4 separate regions of the Mus musculus genome follow, and regions 1, 2 and 4 are each linked to region 3. The links are chromatin loops, found by intact Hi-C in ENCODE. Cell type or tissue: heart. All regions are shown on one strand. Region 1 overlaps Agl (amylo-1,6-glucosidase, 4-alpha-glucanotransferase). Region 2 overlaps Agl (amylo-1,6-glucosidase, 4-alpha-glucanotransferase). Region 3 overlaps Gm40128 (a long non-coding RNA gene). Region 4 overlaps Cdc14a (CDC14 cell division cycle 14A).

Region 1 (2,500 bases), 64 kb before region 3:
TGAGAAGAAAACCGTTTCTTCAGGCATACTCTGATTATTTGGATGTTTGAGACCTACTTGCAAAAGATGGTGTCAGTAAATATGGCTTAAAGTATTTGACAACAATGAAGACATATGATAGAAAATTCATTTAACATGTTTTGTATTTCATAACTTGCAATCTCTTAATAACTACAATGGTTTACTTTTAAACACCAGGGAGGAAAATGGTATTAAATTAAATTTAATGAAAGATATTTAAGGTGTCAAGAACTGGGATTTAATAGATACCTGCAGAAGAAAGGACTACTCAACCACAATCAAAAATACACATAAGTGGTTAATACACAGTTACAGTTGCATAGTAAGAATTATTGTTATGAGTGAGAGGCTATTAAGTGAGCAGTTTACTAAGCAATGGCATAAAAATCTTGGATAATATGTTTTTTATAAAACATCGTTTTCCCACAGGGTTTCCTTGTTGACCATTACAGCTGTTCCCACCTGACCTCTGACCTCCACCAGCGGCCTCACCTGCAGCTAAGGAGGCACAGCACTGCTCCTTCTCCTTTGTGATCTCATTTAACCTGCACGGCACATCCAGGAGCGAGGGAGAAAGCAGCGGCAGACAAGGGCATTTCCCGACTCCACACATCTGGACAGAACCCAGTGACAGGTGCTTCACGAAGGTGGATCCGTTCTGAACAAAGCTGTAACAAAGTGGAAACACAATCTTTTGAGCTCTTTTATTGTGCATTCTTTTTGCCAACTGATTTTTCTACGGAAATGTGTAAAATAAGAAAATAGTTTTATGGATGTCATTTAATAAGTTAATTAATAATAAAACAAGTAATATAATTTTGTTTTTTCATATCATATTTTAAAACAGTTTATTTACTTATTTTATGTATGTGAGTACACTGTAGCTGTCTTCAGACACTCCAGAAGAGGGCATTGGGTCCCATTACAGATGGTTGTGAGCCACCATGTGGTTGTTGCTAGGAATTGAAGTGAGGACCTCTGGAAGAGCAGTCAGTGCTCTTAACCTCTGAGCCATCTTCCCAGCTCCTCCATATCATATTTTACAGGCTTTGTAAACTAGGTTTAAACCCCACCCCTTGCTGGGGACTGGACCCCAGGCCGTATGCTTGCTAGACACCCAAACATCGCCATCAAGTGTTAAAATGTGTACACAGTGAGTGTGTTTGCGTGTAGGGTGCTTCTGTATGCCTGAAGCCCTGGATTTGATCCTGAACATCTTATAAAGTGGATGCACCTTGTAATCTCAGCATTTGGGAGTGGAGTGGAGTGGAGGCAGGGGGACCAGAAGCATAAGCTCAGCCTTGCCCACACGGTGTAACTGAGGTCTTCAGTACATGAGACCCTGTCTCAAAACCAAACCAAACCCCAAGCAAACTCTCCATTTGGTTTGCATGTTCTAGACTAAAGGACGCTAATACTGACTGTCCACCGGGAAAGCTTCCCAGCTCTGCGTCTGTGATAGTTCCTCAGGTTTTGGTCTTTTACAATCATGTATAAAATGACTCTCTATAGCTCCCACCCAGCTATGCCCATCTCTACCTTGACATCTGTTTCCACGCTACATCCAGCAGAGTGGTGTATGCACCAATCAATATAGCGTCAAAGTAGCAGGGGATGAGGTAGCGTGGGATCTGCTTCAGGTAGAAGAACATAGCCTGCAGCCATTTACCAACCTGTTACAGAAATAATGTGGAAAGTTAACTTGGTGTGTTTATAGGCTGGATATATTTGAAGAGTTAAATCTAAATATGTGACTTTGCTGGCCAGTAATCCATTAAGAGATAACCACTCCTTAGAACTGAAACACGATCAAGAAAGGAAACTGGCCTGAGGAAGCTGTGACTTATCTACAGTGGTAATAAAGCCCAAGTCTCAATGCCCCTCGACTGTTTGCACTCGAGCACCGTTCTACTTACCTCAGCAATACTTCCTGATCTTGAAATAAGCCGACCACTCACGTAGTCGATCATCCAGTCTCCCGACCTCAAGTTTTCACAGAATGGATGCCCCAGGTCATTCTTCGGTCTTATTTCTGCCAACACGGACATTAATCCTAAAAAGTGAGACATTACTGAGCTGTTGGTTGAGTCAAATGTCCTTGCTGCTCAGCTTATGTCCAGTCTCTAATGATCTGGGGTGAGCGCAGATACAGACAGACATAACGACTACTCGGTTCACAGTGGCACTTAGCATGGCTGAGTGAGAAAACTGTCAGGGTGCCTACTTTAGCAAGGACATAAAAGCGGGAAGCCAGGGATCTGCAGCTGCAAGAGCAATACAAAGCTTCCCGGGGGTCAGGACGTCTGCGACTCTTCTTCTTTATTTGTATTTAATACTATAACATTGAAAACAGCCGGTGTAACTTCTCATCCTAAAGCATGAAGCAGGTAAGCATGAGTATTCTGGGTTGGCAAGTGGTAGATTAATATTTAGGGAGGAATCAAGGGATCACAAAGCTGGTTTAGGAAGCGCGACCACC
Region 2 (2,500 bases), 69 kb before region 3:
TCTCTACTTCCCCCAGTTTTTAAAAGAATTATCATTATCATCATCACCATCATATTGGTGTGTGTGTGTGTGTGTGGGTGTTTGTGCCACAGTATATGTGTGGAGGTCTGAGGACAACTTTGTGAAGTCAGTTCCCTTTATTTACCATTATGTTGCTTCCAGGTATTGATGGCAGGTCACCAAGTTTGCACAGCAAGCACCTTGACCCACTGAGACACCTTGTAAGTCTCTCAATTTACTATTTATTTATTTGCATACTTACTCATTTATTTTGAGATAGCATCTCACTATGTAGCCCTGGCTGTCGTGGAACTTTCTATGTAGACTAGGCTGGCCTTGAATTCATAAGAGATCTGCTTCTCTCTGCCTCCAGAGTGCTGGAACGAAAGGAGTGTGCCACCGTATCCAGGCAGCCCCAACTGTATGCTGCATAATTGTCACCACTCAATTAGAAAATACTTTATATTAGGTTTGAAGGGGAAGATGCAGTTCATTTTAGGTAACCACCTAGACAGTTCAATTTTAAAATGACCAAAGTGAGGTTAGGAACACGTACTGCTCTTGCAGAAGACCTGACTGTTTTACTAACATCCACACTGGGTGGCTCACCACTGCCTATAACTCCAGCTCCAGGGATCCAATGCTCTTCTGGTCTTGCTGAATATCAGTGCCCCCGAGGTGGTTTTGTATATGCTCAGCCCAGGGTGTGGCACTATTAGAAGGTGTGGCCTTCCTGTTGGAGTTGGTGTGTCACTGTGGGTGTGGGCTATAAGACCCTCATCCTAGCTGTCTGGAAGCCAGTATTCTGCCAGCAACTTTCAGATGAAGATGTAGAACTCTCAGCTCCTCCTGCACCATGCCTGCCTGCATGCTGCCATGCTCCTACCTTGATGATAATGGACTGAACCTCTGAACCTGTAAGCCAGCCCCAATTAAATGTTGTCCTTATAAGACTTGCTTTGTCACGGTATCTGTTCAAGGCAGCAAAATCCTAACTAACACAACTCTTATACACATAATTAAAAATAAACATTTTTAGCTGGGCGAGGTGGCTCACGCCTTTAATCCCAGCACTTGGGAGGCAGAGGCAGGTGGATATCTAAGTTTGAGGCCAGCCTGGTCTACAGAGTGAGTTCCAGGACAGCCAGGGCTACACAGAAAAACCCTGTCTTGAAAAAACAAAACAAACAAAACAAAACAAAACAAAACAAAACAAAAAAGCGAGCGGGAGCATTGCAGTGACAACCTGTCGCCACCTGGTGGCGTGCGGAGCAACCGTCTCAGGGTTAAGCCCAGAGAAACCAAGTCTTGAAAAAAACAAAAAACAGGTAGGCGGATCCCAGCACTTGGGAGGCAGAGGCAGGTGGATTTCTGAGTTAAAGGCCAGCCTGGTCTACAGAGTGAGTTCCAGGACAGCCAGGGCTATACAGAGAAACCCTGTCTCAAAAGAACAAAAACAAACAAACAAACAAACAAACAAACAAAACAAAAACCAAAAAAACCCATTTTTAAAAAACAAAACTAAAATTATTACAAATAAAATTTCTAACAACTGAAGAGGAAAACACTAGTAATTTTTCTATAGCATAAAAATAAAGTTTCATAAAATGCTTTTATGCTAAACTTTTTAGCTTACAGAGCAGTGCATTTAAATTAGTTTCAGGCTGCTGATAATGGCTGGAGGCGTGGTGGGAACAGTTCTGGCCTCCCAACAGCTTCCCATCCCTAGGTCTGCACTGAGGGACTTTGATTTGGGAACCAAGCACCTGCATGTTCAGCAAGGTCACAGGCGATGCTGAGTGACAATGACTTGTAGAACTCACCAAAGATGGCACTATTGTGGAACTTTTTATTTTTTTAGGACTTTTGAAATTAGGAACTCTCTATGAAGCCCTGGCTGTCCTAGAACTCACTATGTAGACAAAGCAAGCCTCAACATACAGATATCTGCCTGCTAGGATCAAAGGCTTGTACTTCCTACATCTAGCTGAATGTCATTTTTTTTTTTTTTGGTGTTTTTGAGACAGGGTTTCTCTGTGTAGCCCTGGCTGTCCTGGAACTCACTTTGTAGACCAGGCTGGCCTCGAACTCAGAAATCCGCCTGCCTCTGCCTCCCGAGTGCTGGGATTAAAGGCGTGCGCCACTACCGCCCGGCCTGAATGTCATTTTTAATTGCAATAAATTTATTCCTATCAGCATGATAAAAGGAAATACCATTTCATTCTGGAAAGAATCAAATTGGGGGTTGTAAGCTTAACAAGAAATGAGGATAACTTAATATAATTCCTTTTTTAAACGAGTCAGCAATACCCTTTATGAAAGCAGAAAATGGGTCTAAGTTTTAAAAAATAAACTTATGAACACTGAAGATGATCTGACCTAGCATGGAACGTAATAACTTCCAACTTGCCTTTTTCCTTTGAAATTCTCTAAACCTACCAAACAAACACATAAAAAATAAAACCTAAAAAAAATCTGGAGACTATGAGACAGCTCGGTG
Region 3 (2,500 bases):
GCGTCAGGGGCATGGAAGTCTGTAATTTAAGATTAAAGCTATGTAGGGCTGGAGAGACATCTCAATGGTTAAGAATACTTGTTCTTGCAGAGGACCTGGGTTTATTTCCTAGTACCCATGTGGCAGGTAACAGCCATCTGTAACTTCAGTTTCATGAGGTCTGACGCTCTCTGTGGGTCGACGGGGCACCTAGTGCACACACAATCATGCAAGCAAGATATTCTTGATCACAACATAAAATAAATAAGCATTTATAAATGGGTTAAAGCTATCACTTAACTTAGGCTGTAAAAGCTGATTCCATGTACAATCCAAGATATAGTGAGGTTGGGTATATTGTTCTCTCAAAGGCAGGTTAAACGTAAATAGGCTGAATGCATAGTAGGACAGCAGGTTAAGTATGCAGTCTTGAATGCTCTCTAGGCACCTTATTAACATGGTGGCAAGATCTGGGAAATTAGTTTATTTTTAATGCAAGAGGTGTTTTCATAAAAAATGTGTCACTACAATTTCCTTTGTCTCTGTTCATAGCACTATAACAAAATGCCAGCTATTATGTACTTTACAGTTGCGAAGCCTTACAGTTGTAAACCACGATCGAGGATACTGAAGGTTTGATGTCTAAGGAGGCTTCATTTCCTGCTGCCTAGATGATGCCTTTCTGAATCTTCACAGGGTAGAAGCCAGCGAGTTTCTGAAGCTTCTTCACTGAGGGCACGAATTCTGGACCAACTCTGAACAAGACGGGCTTTACCCGACACCGACTGCGATACAGTTGTGACTTAGACATGTGGGCTCTTGGACTGTGGAAGTCTCCTTAAGTCCCTGTTTCAGGGGGGCCCTCATTGCTGCTCCCCAGTCACTGTTGCTCTGCGGGTTATGCAGGATACAGCCCTTTGTCTTTATTGGGGACATATCAGGGACGGAGCTTTACGGGGATGGAGGAATAAAAAACAAGCAAGCACCTCCCTTGCCATTCAAGGACCAGACAGGGGGAGCCGTGAGCTGCCATAAAAGGAAATGAACTTGTTCTTCCTCGGAGTCAGGCATTCGGAACACAATGTCCTGGTGTCTGCTGCCCCCGTGTGGACATTTACATGTGTTGACTTCAGTCTTGGGTTTTCCTTATTAGGTGGTTCTATGCCCAAAGAAAGAATAGGTCAGATACAAAGAATTTTTTTTTTTTTGGAGGGGGGGGGGTGTTCGAGACAGGGTTTCTCTGTGTGGCCCTGGCTGTCCTGGAACTCACTCTGTAGACCAGGCTGGCCACGAACTCAGAAATCCGCCTGCCTCTGCCTCCCAAGTGTTGGGATTAAAGGCGTGCGCCACCATGCCCGGCTAGATACAAAGAATTTAAGGCGTCCTTCTGCCTCAGCTTGTCCCCAAATCCCTCTAGGTTCCCTGTGCTCTAAGGGTCACACGTATCCACTGCCTTTTTCTCCTTGGTGGTATGCTATCCTGAAGCAGGACTAAGTCCACACTGGATCTCCCCTGCCTTTAAGAGCTTTTGAAGAATCAGCTTGGGGAATGGAAACCTCCAGAGAATCGCCCTTTTCTCCTTACCTTGAATGTAGATGGCACGCACGACTAGTTTGCCATTGGCATAGCGGACAGGATGGCTTGTTATGTCTATGATTTCGTCCTGTGGTGTACGTATAATGTCCCGGCTGTCTCAGTCGCTTTCTGGGCTCGCATATGTGACTACGTAGCCACACTATGAAGTGCTGTGAAAAGGAGCTGAGTGTGGTGATGGATGTCAGCCTTCAAGAAATGGAGCCATTGGTGCAGGAGGACAAGCGCAGTCGTATTTCTCTAACAATCACATGAACCCAGAGGCAGATCACTCTCCAGTTGAGATCCGAGCCCTGGAAAATACCCGGATTGCAGGTGAAAACCAGAGGGCTGCATGAATCTGTGCCTAGATTCTGTTAGGGAAGAAACGTGTGCTGTTTTTTTTTTTTTTAACCAGCGGGTGTCTGCGAACCTTTGCTATCGACAGAGAAACAGAACTCTGCTCTTTGGTTTTTACTTATGACTTCCCTGTCCGCGGGACCGCATCACACATCCTAGTCTGTGTTCTAGTTTGCTGTCTGGTGCTGTGATAAATACCAGGATCAAAAGCAGCTAGGGGAAGAAAGGGTTTGCTTGACTCGAATGTCTCTATCACAGTCCACTGTAAAGAGAAGTCAGGGCAAGAGGAGAAGCAGGAACTGAAGCAGAAACCAGGGAGGAGCACTGACAGCGTAGTACACTCAGCTTGATTGCCTGCCTCCCTCCTTTCCTTCCTTCCTTCTTTTTTGTTTGTTTGTTTGTTTGTTTGTTTGTTTGTTTGAGACAGGTTTCTCTGTTTTACCCTGGCTGTCCTGGAACTCACTCTGTAGGCCAGGCCAGCCTAGACCTCAGAGATCTGCCTGCCTTTACCTCCGCAGTGCTGGGATTAAAGGCATGGGCTACCATGCCTGGTTCTCAGCTTGCTTTCTTATACACCCCAGGACCACTG
Region 4 (2,500 bases), 500 kb before region 3:
CGGGAAGGGATGCTTTTGGCTAAACCCTCAGGGCCCATCTAGATTCCTCATTAGCGTGGAGAACTCTGTTCTGTGCTATGTGTCTCTTACTTTATGTGGGGGGTGCTGTGGTCATGTGTTCCAGGCCAGGAATCAGGTTGGGGGTAGAGGAAATGCCTCGCATCCTCATGTATGAGGTGCCGGGGTTTCTGAACCCACTCAACCTTACTGAGTCCACTATCTCACAGCCGACTTAGCCATAGGATGTGAAAATCCAGTATGCTTGCTCATGTCATTTTAATCCTCAAGACATAAGGCCTGGGGACAGCAGTACACACGTTGTTATTGTCACTTAAAAGTCAGTGTACTTGAACCACAGAAAGCGCGTTCACAGAAATCATGAGGTCCTAGAACATCAGAGTTCCAGGGAGGACAAAGGGAAGAAAAGGGGCTTATGAGAAAGGTTGAGAAAGATGACCAGAGATTGCAAGAGCCATCACATTACATAATGAGGAAGGAAAATGACTGACTTCACAATCAGAGGCAGGCCACAGGACCGAACCGGGCCTGTTTGGTTTGGGACACTCCTATGTTGACAGGAGCATCAAACTGTAATAGTTACAGAGACCACACCTCAAATAGTTTAGAAGTTGAAGGAAGAGGAGGAGGGAGGGAGGGAGGGAGGGAGGGAGGAAGGGAGGTGGAAGGAGGAGGAGGAGGAGGAGGAGGAGGAGGAGGAGGAGGAGAAGATGAAGAAGAAGAAGAAGAAGAAGAAGAAGAAGAAGAAGAAGAAGAAGAAGAAGAAGAAGAAGAAGAAGAAGAAGAAGAAGAAGAAGAAGAAAAAGATGATGATGCTATCTATCATCCCAGCACTTGGAAAGCTGAGACAAGAGGTCTGCTATGAGTTCCAGGCCACTGGGACTACATTGAGACCCAATATCAGGATAGCAAAAACCAAAATGCCCAAAGACACAGAGAAAGAAAGCAGGACAGGGAAAGAAATAAACCAAACAGAAATTAAAGAGGAAGGGGGAAAAACCATAATTGTTTGGGAGAGGAAAACCTTTCAAGTCTTACAGACTTAGTCGACGCCATCTGTATACAGCAATGATTTCTTAGCACATGAGGAAGTTCCGGGTCCCTCTCCAGTAGCAGCTGCAGTGGCCAGGAAGGAATTTGGCTACCTTAAACTTGCGGCCTTTCAGTGGTGAAATAAATACAAGACGACTCCAGAAGCGTGCTTCAAATAGTTCCCATAGTCAGTCCCCGTGGGAGGCACACCTCTGTAATTGCTCCAGCTGGTTGAGGACTTGCCCACACATCTGCACTGAGGCCTCCTTGACCCTGGTGCTGGGGTGGGAGGACACGGTCCTGCCCACAGAGTATGAACAAGAGAGGATCACAGGCTAAGCTGCATCCAGACTCCACTGCAGACTGCTCTACAGAGCCACTCCCCAGCACAGCCTTGCCCTACCACACACAGACTCCTGCTGCAGGCCAGAGATGGAGGACATAACAAAACGTCCTCACAGAACGTGCTAAACCTAAGAGTCAACATCCACTGGTTAGTAGGACAGTTTCCTGATATAATGAAGGACGTGGTCAGGTGAGACAGTCTCAAGTCACACCATAAACCAAGTTGGCATTACATACGAATCCTGATCTTAAACCCACCAACCAGTGATCTGTGCTGCACAAAAAACTGATTTTTTTCTCCCTAAGTTATAAATTCTTGCAGCAGGGATGAGCCGATAATGAAAGTATTCTTAAAAACAAATATTCTAAAAAAGTATTCTAACCCATCGTGGATATGTTCCCAGAGAGTTACTACAAAATCAGAACGTGTTTTTAATTAAAAGTCTCAGCCTAGGGAGTTAGCTGTGAAATCAAGTCTCCTAACAATATCAGAAACTCCACCAGAAAGGTCTCACTAACGTGACTGCCCAAGCATGAGCTGAACAAGTATAATGTCAATGAGCACAGCGAACTGGACGGATTCACCAGGAGGCTTCAAGTCTACACAGAGAACTAGAGGCAACCGACAGAATCTTGGAATGGGAGAAGTGTTCTTCTCCAGGGGAGGCTCTTCTTCACACCAATGCAAAATGGTCAGTATGGGAACATACGTACAGGTAGCATGATATGGACTGTGCAGACTATATTTAGAAATGTGTGTGTGTGTATACACACACATATACATACATATATATATATATATATATATACACACAGATATATATATACACAGATGCATCCAATAATGATCAATGACTAAAGAGACCATGAATTGGAAGGAGAATGAGGAGGGATATATGGAAGGGAGGGAAAGCAAATGAGAAATGTTGTAATTAAATTATAATCTCAAAATTTAAAAAAAAAAAAAAAAAACAGTTTTGGTCAATTTCCACTGAAAATAGACCACTCGGCATTTGATGCTCATCTGCTCACCCGTGAGATATTTCACGTCTTACACACCGATTAACTCCTTGTGCTGAGTAGACTCTGCTAGTGGCTTACTTTA

Evidence for each region. A loop is a pair of places that touch in the nucleus more often than their neighbours do. Peaks named below come from ENCODE experiments on the same cell type or tissue, not always from the same donor. Only the 100,000 strongest peaks of a DNase experiment are listed, where the experiment ranks them.
Region 1: it touches region 3 in a loop (4-fold over the local background); 26 of 42 quality-filtered maps call a loop at or near these places.
Region 2: a loop joins it to region 3, with 5 times the contacts of the local background. A loop is called at or near these places in 25 of 42 quality-filtered maps.
Region 4: it touches region 3 in a loop (9-fold over the local background); 20 of 42 quality-filtered maps call a loop at or near these places.

What each region holds. Positions count from the first base shown.
Region 1 is chr3:116,770,827-116,773,326 of GRCm38, forward strand. It overlaps Agl (amylo-1,6-glucosidase, 4-alpha-glucanotransferase), which reads right to left. Exons shown (of 34, transcript NM_001081326.1): 22 at 1,938-2,074; 23 at 1,561-1,694; 24 at 514-689. Among named protein-coding and RNA genes, the nearest start is that of Agl, 36 kb to the right of the region's middle. In heart, a CTCF peak has its summit at 970 (motif pointing right); no DNase peak of the experiment used is centred here.
Region 2 is chr3:116,765,886-116,768,385 of GRCm38, forward strand. The region is part of intron 25 of Agl (amylo-1,6-glucosidase, 4-alpha-glucanotransferase); the gene reads right to left. Among named protein-coding and RNA genes, the nearest start is that of Agl, 41 kb to the right of the region's middle. In heart, a CTCF peak has its summit at 1,262 (motif pointing left); no DNase peak of the experiment used is centred here.
Region 3 is chr3:116,835,147-116,837,646 of GRCm38, forward strand. It overlaps Gm40128 (a long non-coding RNA gene), which reads right to left. Exons shown (of 3, transcript XR_867574.1): 2 at 1,564-1,865; 3 at 211-1,138. Among named protein-coding and RNA genes, the nearest start is that of Gm40128, 5.1 kb to the right of the region's middle. In heart, a CTCF peak has its summit at 1,082 (motif pointing left); a DNase peak (open chromatin) is centred at 1,065; H3K4me3 peaks cover 608 bases; H3K27ac peaks cover 1,826 bases.
Region 4 is chr3:116,337,534-116,340,033 of GRCm38, forward strand. The region is part of intron 7 of Cdc14a (CDC14 cell division cycle 14A); the gene reads right to left. Among named protein-coding and RNA genes, the nearest start is that of Gm46839, 81 kb to the left of the region's middle. In heart, no CTCF peak of the experiment used is centred here; no DNase peak of the experiment used is centred here.